Linked DNA regions of Homo sapiens: region 1 is linked to region 2. A link is a contact called in ENCODE Hi-C data. All regions are on one chromosome and are shown on one strand. The core of a region is the stretch at or near the end of the contact, and the rest is flanking DNA. Distances in the headings are between cores, read along the strand shown.

What was found. Hi-C counts contacts between places; a loop is a spot of excess contacts on that map. Pooled maps may share reads with other maps.
Region 1: a map of K562 shows a loop between it and region 2 (3-fold over the local background). The contact joins the enhancer-like site here to the promoter of CCDC188 in region 2. A Hi-C loop is called at or near these places in 3 of 168 maps with a recorded cell type or tissue (K562, PC-9 and naive thymus-derived CD4-positive, alpha-beta T cell), 3 of 37 single-sample maps with no recorded cell type and 10 of 50 pooled maps.

The regions. Positions count from the first base shown.
Region 1 is chr22:20,414,742-20,420,395 of GRCh38, forward strand. It overlaps the pseudogene RNU6-225P. Among named protein-coding and RNA genes, the nearest start is that of SCARF2, 20 kb to the right of the region's middle. Within about 2 kb of position 3,595, at least 6 of the 41 ENCODE cell types and tissues checked have a DNase peak (open chromatin) inside an H3K27ac peak, as active enhancers do.
Region 2 is chr22:20,149,557-20,155,227 of GRCh38, forward strand. CCDC188 (coiled-coil domain containing 188) reads right to left here and starts at 1,499. Exons shown (of 9, transcript NM_001365892.2): 1 at 912-1,499; 2 at 587-694; 3 at 399-503; 4 at 168-224; 5 at 25-84. The coding sequence starts at 1,430.

The sequences.
Region 1 (5,654 bases), core at 2,345-4,844, 270 kb after region 2:
AGCCCATTCAGTCTTTTGCTGGCCGATATTTTGCTATTTTTGCTTCCTTGCAGTGTTCCACAGTACCTAATTCAACAGGCTCTCAGCCTCTACTCCCATTCTATTTATTGTGGTAAAATATATAACAAAATTTACCGTTTTAACCTTTTTCTTTCTTTTTTTTTTTTTTTGAAACAGGGTCTCACTCTGTCACCCAGGCTGGAGTACAGTGGTGCCATTGCAGATCACTGCAGCCTCAACCTCCTGGGTTCAAGTGATCCTCCCACCTCAGCCTCCTGAGTAATTAGGATTACAGGCTTAAGCCACCATGCCCAGCCTACTTTAATCATTTTTTAATTTTAATTTTATTTATTTTTTTAAATTTTACTTTAAGTTCTGAGATTCATGTGCAGAACGTGCAGGTTTGTTACATAGGTATACACATGTCATAGTGGTTTGCCGCAGCTGTCAACCCGTCATCTAGGTTTTAAGCCCTGCATGCCTTAGGTATTTCTCCTAATGCTGCCCCTCCCGCAGCCCCCCATCCTCAGACAGGCCCCGGTGTGTGATACTCCCCTCCCTGTGTCCATGTGTTCTCATTGCTCAACTGCCACTTATAAGTGAGAACATGCAGTGTTTGGTTTTCTGTTCCTGTGTTAGTTTGCTGAAAATGATGGCTTCCAGCTTCATCCGTGTCCCTGCAAAAGACATGAGTTCATTATTTTTTATGGCTGCATAGTATTCCATGGTGTATATATGCCACATTTTCTTTATCCAGTCTATCACTGATGGGCATTTGGGTTGGTTCCAAGTCTTTGCTATTGTAAATAGTGCTGCAATAAACATATGTGTACAGGTGTCTTTACAGTAGAATGATTTATAATCCTTTGGGTATGTACCCAGTAATGGGATCACTGGGTCAAATGGTATTTCTGGTTCTAGATCCTTGAGGAATCGCCACAATGTCTTCCACAATGGCTGAACTAATTTACACTCCCACCAACAGTGTAAAAGCGTTCCTATTTCTCCACAGCCTTGCCAGCATCTGTTGTTTTCTGACTTTTTAATAATCGCCATTCTAACTGGTGTGAGATGGTATCTCATTGTGGTTTTGATTTGCATGTCTCTAATGACCAGTGATGATGAGCGTTTCTTCATATGTTTGTTGGCTACATAAATATCTTCTTTTGAGAAGTGTCTGTTCATATCCTTTGCCCACTTTTTGATGGGGTTGTTTTTTTCTTGTAAATTTGTTTAAGTTCCTTGTAGATTCTGGATATTAGACCTTTGTCAGATGGGTAGCTTGCAAAAGTTTTCTCCCATTCTGTAGGTTGCCTGTTCACTCTGATGATAGTTTCATTTGCTGTGCAGAAGCTCTTTAGTTTGATTAGATTCCATGCGTCAATTTTGGCTTTTGTTGCCATTGCTTTTGGTGTTTTAGTCATGAAGTCTTTGCCCATGCTTATGTTCTGAATGGTATTGCCTAGGTTTTCTTCTAGGGTTTTTACGGTTTTTGGGTTTTACATTTAAGTCTTTAATCTATTTTGAGTTAATTTTTGTATAAGGTATAAGGAAGGGGTCCAGTTTCTGTTTTCTGCTTGTGGCTAGCCGGTTTTCCCAGCACCATTATTAAACAGGGAATCCTTTTTCCATTTCTTGTTTTTGTCAGGTTTGTCAAAGATCAGATGGTTGTAGATATGTGGTGTTATTTCTGAGGTCCCTGTTCTGTTCCATTGGTCTATATATCTGTTTAAAAATATGGAACACTTTGGCTGGGTGCGGTGGCTCACACCTGTAATCCCAGCACTTTGGGAGGCCGAGGCGGGTGGATCATGAGGTCAGGAGATCAAGACCATGGTGAAACCCCGTCTCTACTAAAAATACAAAAAATTAGCCGGGCGTGGTGGCGGGCGCCTGTAGTCCCAGCTACTCGGGAGGCTGAGGCAGGAGAATGGCATGACCCTCGGAGGCAGAGCTTGCAGTGAGCCGAGATTGTGCTACTGCACTCCAGCCTGGGTGACAGAGCGAGACTCCGTCTCAAAATAAATAAATAAATAAATAATAAAAAATAAAAATAAAAATATGGAACGCTTCACACATTTGCGTGTCACCCTTGGGCAGAGGCCATGAGAAACTTCTATCGTTCTGATTTTAGTATATGTGCTGCCGAAGCGAGCACTATTTTAATCATTTTTAAGTGCACGGTTTAGTGACATTAAGTACATTCACTGCCATCTATTTCTAGAATCTTTTCATCACCCGAAACTGAAACTCTGCATTCCTATTAAACACTAATTCCCATACCTCCCAGCCCGTGGTAACCACGGTTCCACCTTCTGTTTCTACAGAATTTTTTTTCTTTTTTTTTTTTTTTTTTGAGATGGAGTCTTGCTCTGTCGCCCAGGCTGGAGTGCAGTGGCGTGATCTCGGCTCACTGCAACCTCTGCCTCCCGGGTTCAAACGATTCTCCTGCCTCAGCCTCCCAAGTAGCTGGGACTACAGGCACACATCACCATGCCCTGCTAATTTTTTTGTTTTGTTTTGTTTTTGTTCATTTGTTTTCTTTGAGGCAAAGTTTTGCTCGTCACCCAGGCTGGAGTGCAGTGCCGTGGCAGTGGCGCAATCTTGGTTCACCGCTACTCTGTCTCCCGGGTCCAAGTGATTCTCTTCCCTCAGCCTCCCAAGTAGCTAGGATTACAGGCACACACGACCACATACGGCTAATTTTTGTATTTTTGGTAAATTTTGTATTTTTGGTATTTTTGCCAGGCTGGTGTCAAACTCCTGACCTCAGGTGGTTCACTCACCTCCGCCTCCCAAAGTGCTGGGATTACAGGCGTGAGGCACCTCGCCCCGCCTGTCTCTACGAATTTGACTCCTCTAGATACTCCACATACATGGAACTGCACAGTATTTGTCGCTGACTTCTGGCTGTCCTCACCTGGCTATGCCTACTTTGGGGGATAATCTGGGCCTGGGACACCACATCCCCGTAGCAGGCCCCACCGGGCCGCACAAACAGAACTGCGCCGAAGTTCCCCCAGGCTGTTACCCCCACTTGTTTAGGCTCTTCAAAGATGCTACCGGCCGGGCGTGGTGGCTCATGCCTGTAATCCCAGCACTTCGGTGGGCCGAGGTGGTCAGATCACTTGAGGTCAGGAGATCGAGACCAGCCTGGCCAACATGGTGAAACCCCGTCTCTACTAAAAATACAAAAATTAGTCGGGCTTGGTGGTACGCGCTTGTAATCCCAGCTACTCTGTAGGCTAAGGCAGGAGAATCGCTTGAACCTGGGAGGCAGAGGTTGCAGTGAGCCAAGATTGCGCCACTGCACTCCAGCCTGGGCGATAAAGTGGATACTCTGTTTCAAAAGAAAAAAAAAAGGTGGCACCGGCCCGGTGCGGTGGCTCACACCTGTAATCTCAGCACTTTCGGAGGCTGAGATGGAAGGATGTCTTGGGCCCGGGGGATGGAGGCTGCAGTGAGCGGTTATTGAGTGACTGCGTCCAGCCTGGGCCTCAGAGTGAGGCCGTGCCTCAAAAAGAAGAAAAAAAAAAAAAAAAAAAGCAGCAGCTACCCATCCAGCCGCCAGATGGCAGCACGATTCCATGGCCCCCACTAGCCGCTGGCTGCCTGGTGCCGGATGCAGTCCGAAAGGCGGTTCTGAGCTCCAAGGGCCGGCGCCGCGCGTGCCTGCGGTCCCAGCTGCTCGGGAGGCCCAGGCAGGAGAATCGCGTGACCGGGAGTTCTGCGCTGCAGTGCGCTGTGCCGATCCAGGTCCTCACTGAAGCCGGCATCAGTATGGTGGCCTCTGCCACCAGGCCGCCTAGGGAGGGGCGAGGCAGCCCCAGTTGGAAACGGAGCGCGTCAGTAGTGGCATCGCGCCTGGGAATAGCCTCTGCGCTCCAGCCGGGTCGACCTGCCGAGACTCCGCCTCTAAAACCAGCAAATACCGGGAGGCTGAGGGACGAGGACCGCTGGAGCCCGGGAGGCGGAGGTTGCAGTGAGTAGCTGGGATTACAGGCAGGCGCCACCACGCCCGGGTAATTTTTGTGTTATTAGTAGAGACGGGGTTCCACCATGTTGACCAGGCAGGTCTTGAACTCCTGACCTCAAGTGATCCACCCTCCTTGGCCTCCCAAAGTGCTGGGATTACAGGCGTGAGCCATTGCGCCTGGCCAAATAAGTAATTTAAGCAATTTTTTTTGTTTCAGAAAAAAAATTAACTCATAAAGGAGCCCCCCCGACACACACACACACACACACACACACACACACACACACACACACACGGGAAGCAGCAGTGTAATTGGAATGCCCACTGCTGAGGCTCTCGAATGAGTGTCATGTGTGCACATTTTGCCCCTCACAATGCACGTCAGACTATTAATAGGAAGCAGCCGCTGGAATACCTCTGGTGGGGTGTGTGCAGCAGGCAGCTTTGGAATTACGGTATCCCCAATGTGACAGCAGGACAATGGCTTCTTCACTGGCACTGTCCAACCACAGTGCTGTGGTTATGTCTCGAGGTCCATTATTGGGCGAAGGTCACTGCAGACTCAGGGAGGCCCAGGAGCTCACCCCAACCAGCTTCTTTACCAGGTGAGTGACCTCAGCCCTGCAGCTGGACTCATGGAGACAATGACCTCACCCGAAGATAGATGACCCCTGTCCACCGTCCACACAACAACTGAACTGGCCCCAGGTTGACTCCTCTACACCCTGCTTCCTACTGTACCCCTGTCAAAGGCCTTCCTCCCACCCTTCCCACTCCTCTTCCTCCCTGGCAGCCCAACCACCACAAATTCACTAACTTGTTTTCAACTCTTACAGGCTGCCCTCCTAACCCTAGCCCTGACCTCTGCCCTCCTAACCCCAGCCCTGACCCCACCGCCCTCTCAGGAGGCTTTACCAATCCTCTGCATGTTAGCCCCACCCAAGGAACAGGCCTATTTTCAAGCATACTAACTGTTGGGTGTGTCGCTTACCTATGCATATGACAGCCAATCCAACCTACCTAAATGACAGCACAGCTCCATCCATGGATGTGGCTGATCACATCTCCAAACCATCTTCCCACTGGGGACAAATTCTTGGATTTTTTAGAGACAGGTTCTCACTCTGTCACCCAGGCTGGAGTACAGTGGTGAGCCTCAGACTCCTGGGCTCAAGGGATCCTCCCACCTCAACCTCTGGAGTAGCTGGGACTACAGGTGCACACCACCACCGTGCCTGGCTAAATTTTTAATTTTTTTTTTTTTTTTTTTTTTTTTAGAGATGGGGGTTGCTATGTTTTCCAGGCTGGTTTTGAACTCCTATCCTCAAGTGATCCTCCCACCTCAGCCTCCCAAAGCACTGGGATTATAGATGTGAGCCACCAATCTTAGCCCAAATTTTTAACTAAACTCAATTAAACAAATGAACAAACAGAAAAGACTCTCAAACCACACACTGTCGTCTCTCACCCAACAGAGACAAGACGTCTATAAACCACCAATCTGTTTAAAGAGACCACCAAATGTTCAGACCATGAAACTGAAAGAATCAAAATAAAGTTGTCACTATGCCACCAACGGACAAAAGCCAGGAGCACACAACCAGGGGTCATACTCACTGAAGGTCCCCCACCCTGATGGCCAGTCAGGGGCGGCTTGCGGGTCTCAGAGAGGGCTCAC
Region 2 (5,671 bases), core at 249-2,748:
GGGTGCTGCCCTGTGGGGACCTACCAGGAGCCCGGTGGCCTGGTTGTTCAGGGCCATGTGCATCTCAGCCACGTTGTCCCACACCTAGGGGGAGGTGGGGTCACGCCTGAGGAGCAGGACCCACTGGGTGGGCCCCCAGCACCCCTCCCCCTCAGCCAGGCGGGCACCTCTGTGATGACCATCTTCTTCCTCTCAAAGCACAGGCGGATCTGCTGCAGCTCGTTCTGAGGGTGGGGCCCAGGATGGGCTTGGGCAGCATCAGCAGGGTGGCCAGTACCTCCCCGCTGGGCCCACTGGCCTACTGCACGAAGACCTCCCTCCCTAATGAATCCCTCAGGCCCACCTGGAGTGCTGTTACGAAGCTTCCTCCCCCCCCACAGCCCCTCCCCCAGGCCCACCTGGGACTGTTGCACGAAAGCCTCTTGCCCCTGGCACAGCTCCCGCCGCAGCAGCTGCAGAGGTGCCCTGTTCCCCAAGGGCTGCGTGCCAGCCGGGTCGGGGGGCTGTGGGAGAGCCCCCAGATCAGCCCTAAGACTGCGGGCTAGAGGGGCGTTGGCTGCATGGGGTCCCTGGGCCCTGTATTTACCCAGGCCAGAGCAGTGCAGCTTGAGTGTTCGGGACACAGGGGCAGGAACTGCTGCCCCGGCCCCAGGAGGGCCCCCAGCTGCTCCCGAAGTTCCTGATTCTGCCTTTTCTGGGGTGGGGGGCAGAGAGAGGGGGCTGCCTGTCATGGCCGCTCCTGCGGCTGGGGCTGGGGCAGGGGCAGGGGCGCCAGGTGGTGGGTGGGGCTGGGGCTGGGGCAGGGGCAGGGGCAGGGGCGCCAGGTGGTGGGTGGGGCTGGGGCTGGGGCAGGGGTACCAGGCGGTGGGTGGGGCTGGGGCTGGGGCTGGGGCGGTGGGTGGGGTGCTCACCAGGCTGTGGTTCTCCTGCTCCAGCTGCAGGAAGGACTGTTCTGCAGAGCCCAGCAGCCCGCACTGAAGCTGGGACAGGGCTACCCTGGGCGAGGCCAGGGCCCCTCCCTCCCGTGACAGGGGTGGGCATGGGCAGGGTCTGGTCCCTGAGCCAATGGATCCCCCCTGCCTGGGAGCCCCCTGGTTCGACCCTGGGTGCAGGGGCCAGCCCCACCCAAGCCCTGCCTCCAGGTCTCCTTGTCTCGGCCCCTCAGTGTCTCTCGCTCTCTGCTCCTGGCTGGACAGAAAGAGCCCGGGAGCCTCGCCCTCCACTGTGGGCCCACTGCCCCCTGCCCCTGGGACTGGGAAAGGTCTCTGGGACTGCACTGAGTGAGCAGAGGAGATGGGGCCCAGGCAGGGCCACCCTACAAATCCCTGGCAGGGCTGGTCCAGGCCTCCTCCATGGCTGCTGGAGGCTGGGGTTGGGGGACACTGGGGGTGGGGGTGGCCGCAGGGGCCCAGGGTTTTCAGCCCCTCCATCCCTCCCTGCAACCCCTTCCTGATCCCAGGTCCAGGCTCTGGCCTGGCCCAACCTGCCACCCTCTTACTGAGGGGGCTGCCCCAGGCAACAGTCACAAAGGCCTGGGTGCAGCCAGGGCGGTCACAATGGGCCCCTCCCACCTGGTCCTGAAGCTGCCCCGCCTGATGACCTCACTGCCTCTGACCCACTGACCCACCATGCGAGTTTTCTTTCTTTCTTTCTTTTATGGGAAGGGGACTTGCTCTGTCACCCAGGCTGGAGTGCAGTGGCACAAGGTGTCTCATTGCAGCCTCCAACTCCTGGGCTCAGGCAATCCTCCCACCTCAGCCTCCCAAGTAGCTAGGACTACAGATGTGTGCAACCATGCCCGGCTAATTTTTAAGTTTTTTGTAGAGATAAGGGTCTCGCTATGTTGCCCAGGCTGGTCACAAACTCCTGGCCTCAAGCGATCCTCTTACCTCAATATCTGAAAGTGTTGGGATTACGGATGTGAGCCACTGCACCCAGCCTAGTTATAAAACAGATAATACACACACTCACAGTGTGGATTCAAAAAGTATCAAACAATAAAAATGGTGTCCAAGCTTTTCCCACCTTTATCTCCTGTCCCTGCAGACAGGAGCTTCCTCTTTAAGCTCCTAGAGGTGGGCTGCCGTCCCCTGCCCCTGGTTCACACAGAAGAGGTCATCCTGTAGCCCAGCTTTGCTTTTCACCTAATATATCTCTGAGGTTTTAAAACATTCTTTTCTAGCTATGTATTGAATATTTACATTATGCCAGATCCAGTACATGCCATTGTTATCCTCTGTTTTTTTTTTTTTTTTTGAGACGGAGTCTTGCTCTGTCGCCCAGGCTGGAGTGCAGTGGCGCAATCTCGGCTCACTGCAAGCTCCGCCTCCCAGGTTCACGCCATTCTCCTGCCTCAGCCTCCCGAGTAGCTGGGACTACAGGCGCCTGTCACCGCGCCCGGCTAATTTTTTTGTATTTTTAGTAGAGACGGGGTTTCACCGTGTTAGCCAGGATGGTCTCGATCTCCTGACCTCATGATCCACCCATCTCCACCTCCCAAAGTGCTGGGATTACAGGCGTGAGCCACCGCGCCTGGCCTGTTATCCTCTGTTTATGGGTGGGAAAGCTGAGGCAGGAAGCCCTTTAGTCACTTGCCGAAGGCCACGCTGTTAACGGTCGGACCAGATTTGGGTGGCGGAAGAGAACTCATCCGACAGTAGGGCCAGATTCACGCCCCAGGCCCGTTCCCTCCTGCTCCCTGGTGCTCCTCACACCATCGGCCCTGCTGCCCCTCACTGCCCCTGAGTCCCTGTGCCCGTGTCCTCCTTCTTGAACCCATCAGCCGTCAGTTAACCCTCAGAAAGCTGGCTCGGAGAAGTCCTCATATGGTAGGAAGAGCCCCGTTCCCTCCTCTCCCGGTGTCCTGGCCCCCCTGCAAGGTGACTTCACCTCCTACATCAAGAGGCGGGTACTGGTCTCCACCTCTGGGCTCTGGGCCGGCCTCGGATGCACTTGGCCAATGGGCTGCTCCTAAGCTGCTGTGGGCAGAGGTTGGCACGACACTTGTGCGCTGGGCCTGGACCTCTCTTGCTTGGCTCTGGGGACTGTCCTCCCTGCAGGAGGCCTGGGCTGGGCTGCAGGATGAGAGGCCATGGGTCAGGAGAGGCTTCTGTCGTCCCAGCCGGTCCCCAGCTGCCTAAAGATGGGTGGACAAGCCCAGCGAGGCCCCCAGAGAACCGGCCCATACGTTAGCCAAGTTGCCGGCCATGTACCATCGAGCCCCGGGCTGTCATGGTGGTTTTGCCACTGAGTTTTGGAGTGTGCTGTGACGTGGGAGGAGACATTGAGAGGCCTCACAAGCCTAGAAGCGTCTTACCCTGACCTCACACCTGCTGGACTTCGGGCTGGGAAGAGAACTGGGGCCGAGGGCGTTTTCCCACAGGACTGGAAGGCCGGTCGTGGTCCTTGGTGGTGAGAGCTGGCCAGGCTGCCAGCCTTCTCCCCGGAAGCCTGCAGGGTCCCCTCTGATCCCTGCGCCTCTGGGGGTCACACCAACTGTGGGTCTTTCCTTCCTCACCACGCTGGGCACTTGGTGAGCACATTCTGCCTTGAGACGGGGCATTTCTTTGATAACATTTCTTCTCATTTCCTGCTTGTTCTGGAACTCCTGTCAGTCAAATGTTGGGCCTTTTGAATTGATCCTGTGAGTCCTTCTTTCTACCTTTGCTTGTAGATAGACTTCCCTGAACCCAAACACAAACACTTTCTCTCTGCTTTTTAAAAAATTGGTTTTGGGGCCGGACGTAGTGGCTCACGCCTGTAGTCGCAGCACTTTGGGAGGCCAAGGCAGGCAGATCACTTGAGGTCAGGAGTTCTAGACCAGCCTAGCCAACATGGTGAAACCCCGTCTCTACTAAAAGTACAAAAATTTGCTGGACGTGGTGGTGTGCGGATGTAATCCCAGCTACTCGGGAGGCTGAGGCAGGAGACTGGCTTGAACCTGGAAGGCGGAGGTTGCAGTGAGCCGAGATCAAGCCACTGCCCTCCAGCCTGGGTGACAGAGCCAGACTCTGTTTTAAAATAAATAAATAAATAAAAATAAAAAATTGGTTTTGGATTTTAGCAGTCCTGTTTTTCATTTCCAAGACATTTCCATTGTTCCCTGAGCTCCCCTCTTCTTGTTCCAGAGAATTCTGTTCTGCTCTTAGGGATAAAGTGGCTTTGGGGGGAGGCGAATCTTTTGCTTTCTGCATTTTCTCTCTTGCGGTTCTTTTTTGTTTGTTTAGTCTTGGAGCTTCACATGAGACTCAGTGCTCAAATGTCTGGCTTTTCTTTCTTTTCAATCCCTGTTTATAGGGGAGACAGGCAGAGCTGCCGGGCACTCCTCTTTCCTTGTTAACTTGAGGAAGCCGGACAGCCAGGTCTTGGAAGGGAGGCCTCCTGCCTCCAGGCGGCATCTCGGGCTGCAGGGCTGTGGTCTGGAGTGCGGACAGTACCAGCTCCCACTGCTGTCCTGCCATGCTTGTTCGCAGTACTCGTCTCCTCACACCAGTGACGAGGCCACTGCTTGCCAGCCGCTTGCCTTCTTCCCGCCAGGCTGTCCTGCTACGTCAGCCTCCGCTCTCCACCTCAAGAAGTGTCTCGAAATATCTTCTCTGCAGATGACCTCTCTCCTGTTCTCAGTGCCACGTGGGGCCTCCCCAGCAGAGGCGGCTGGACACCTGGCCCTGGCTGCTGGAGGTTGTTTAGCTGCCAGAGGGTGGCGGTAGCCTCCAGGACCCTCCCCTGGCCTCTGCCCTGTTCATCCTTTGCCGGAATGTCATGGGTTTCAGGATGTGCTGAGCTCCGAAACCCCATGGGGCAACTTGGGATGGGGGCTAAGGAAGGCCTCTTGGAGGAGCCCTGAGGCGAGGTGGCCCTGGGGTGGGGTGGAGGAGGCCCTGAGCAGCAGGGGAGGGGGTTGCACCCTGCTCTCTGTGTCCCTGAGTGAATGGGGCAGGGGCTGCACCCTGCTCTCTGCGTCTCTGAGTGAGTGGGGCGGGGGCTGCACCCTGCTCTGTGTGTCCCTGAGTGAGTGGGGCAGGGGCTGCCCCCTGCTCTCTGCATCTCTGAGTGGGATGGGGGCTGCCCCCTGCTCTCTGCGTCCCTGAGTGAGTGGGGCGGGGGCTGCCCCCTGCTCTCTGTGTCCCTGAGTGGGGTGGGGGCTGCCCTCTGCTCTCTGTGTCCTTGAGTGAGTGGGGTGGGAGCTGCACCCTGCTCTCTGTGTCCCTGAATGAGTGGGGTGGGGGCTGCACCTGCTCTGTGTGTCCCCAGCCTGCTAAGTGCCCCACAGGGGCCAGGATGCTGAGGAGTGAGAGGTCTTCACAGAGACAGGTGGCTCCTGTAATAAGGAAGACAACACTGGCTTCCTGGGCGAACAGCAGGGCGGGGTCCTTAGGTCCCACTGTAGGTGCCCAGGCCCGGATGAGATTCCCCAGTGGCCCTGAGGGGGCGCCCGGGACACCCTGGATGGCCCAGTGTCCTCCCGTCACCCTCGCCCCTGGGCACCATCCTCCTTGGCCTGGAAACCCCAAGCTCCCTGACGCCCCCGCCCCTCTCCCCGGGCCTGTGCCGGGGAAGGATACTGCTGCTCCGTCAGTCAGCCATAGAGCCCCTCCTCCCCCAGCCCCTCTCACCCCTCCCTGTGGTCCTTGCCAATCGCCCTGAGCCCGAAAAGGTGGGAGATTCTTGG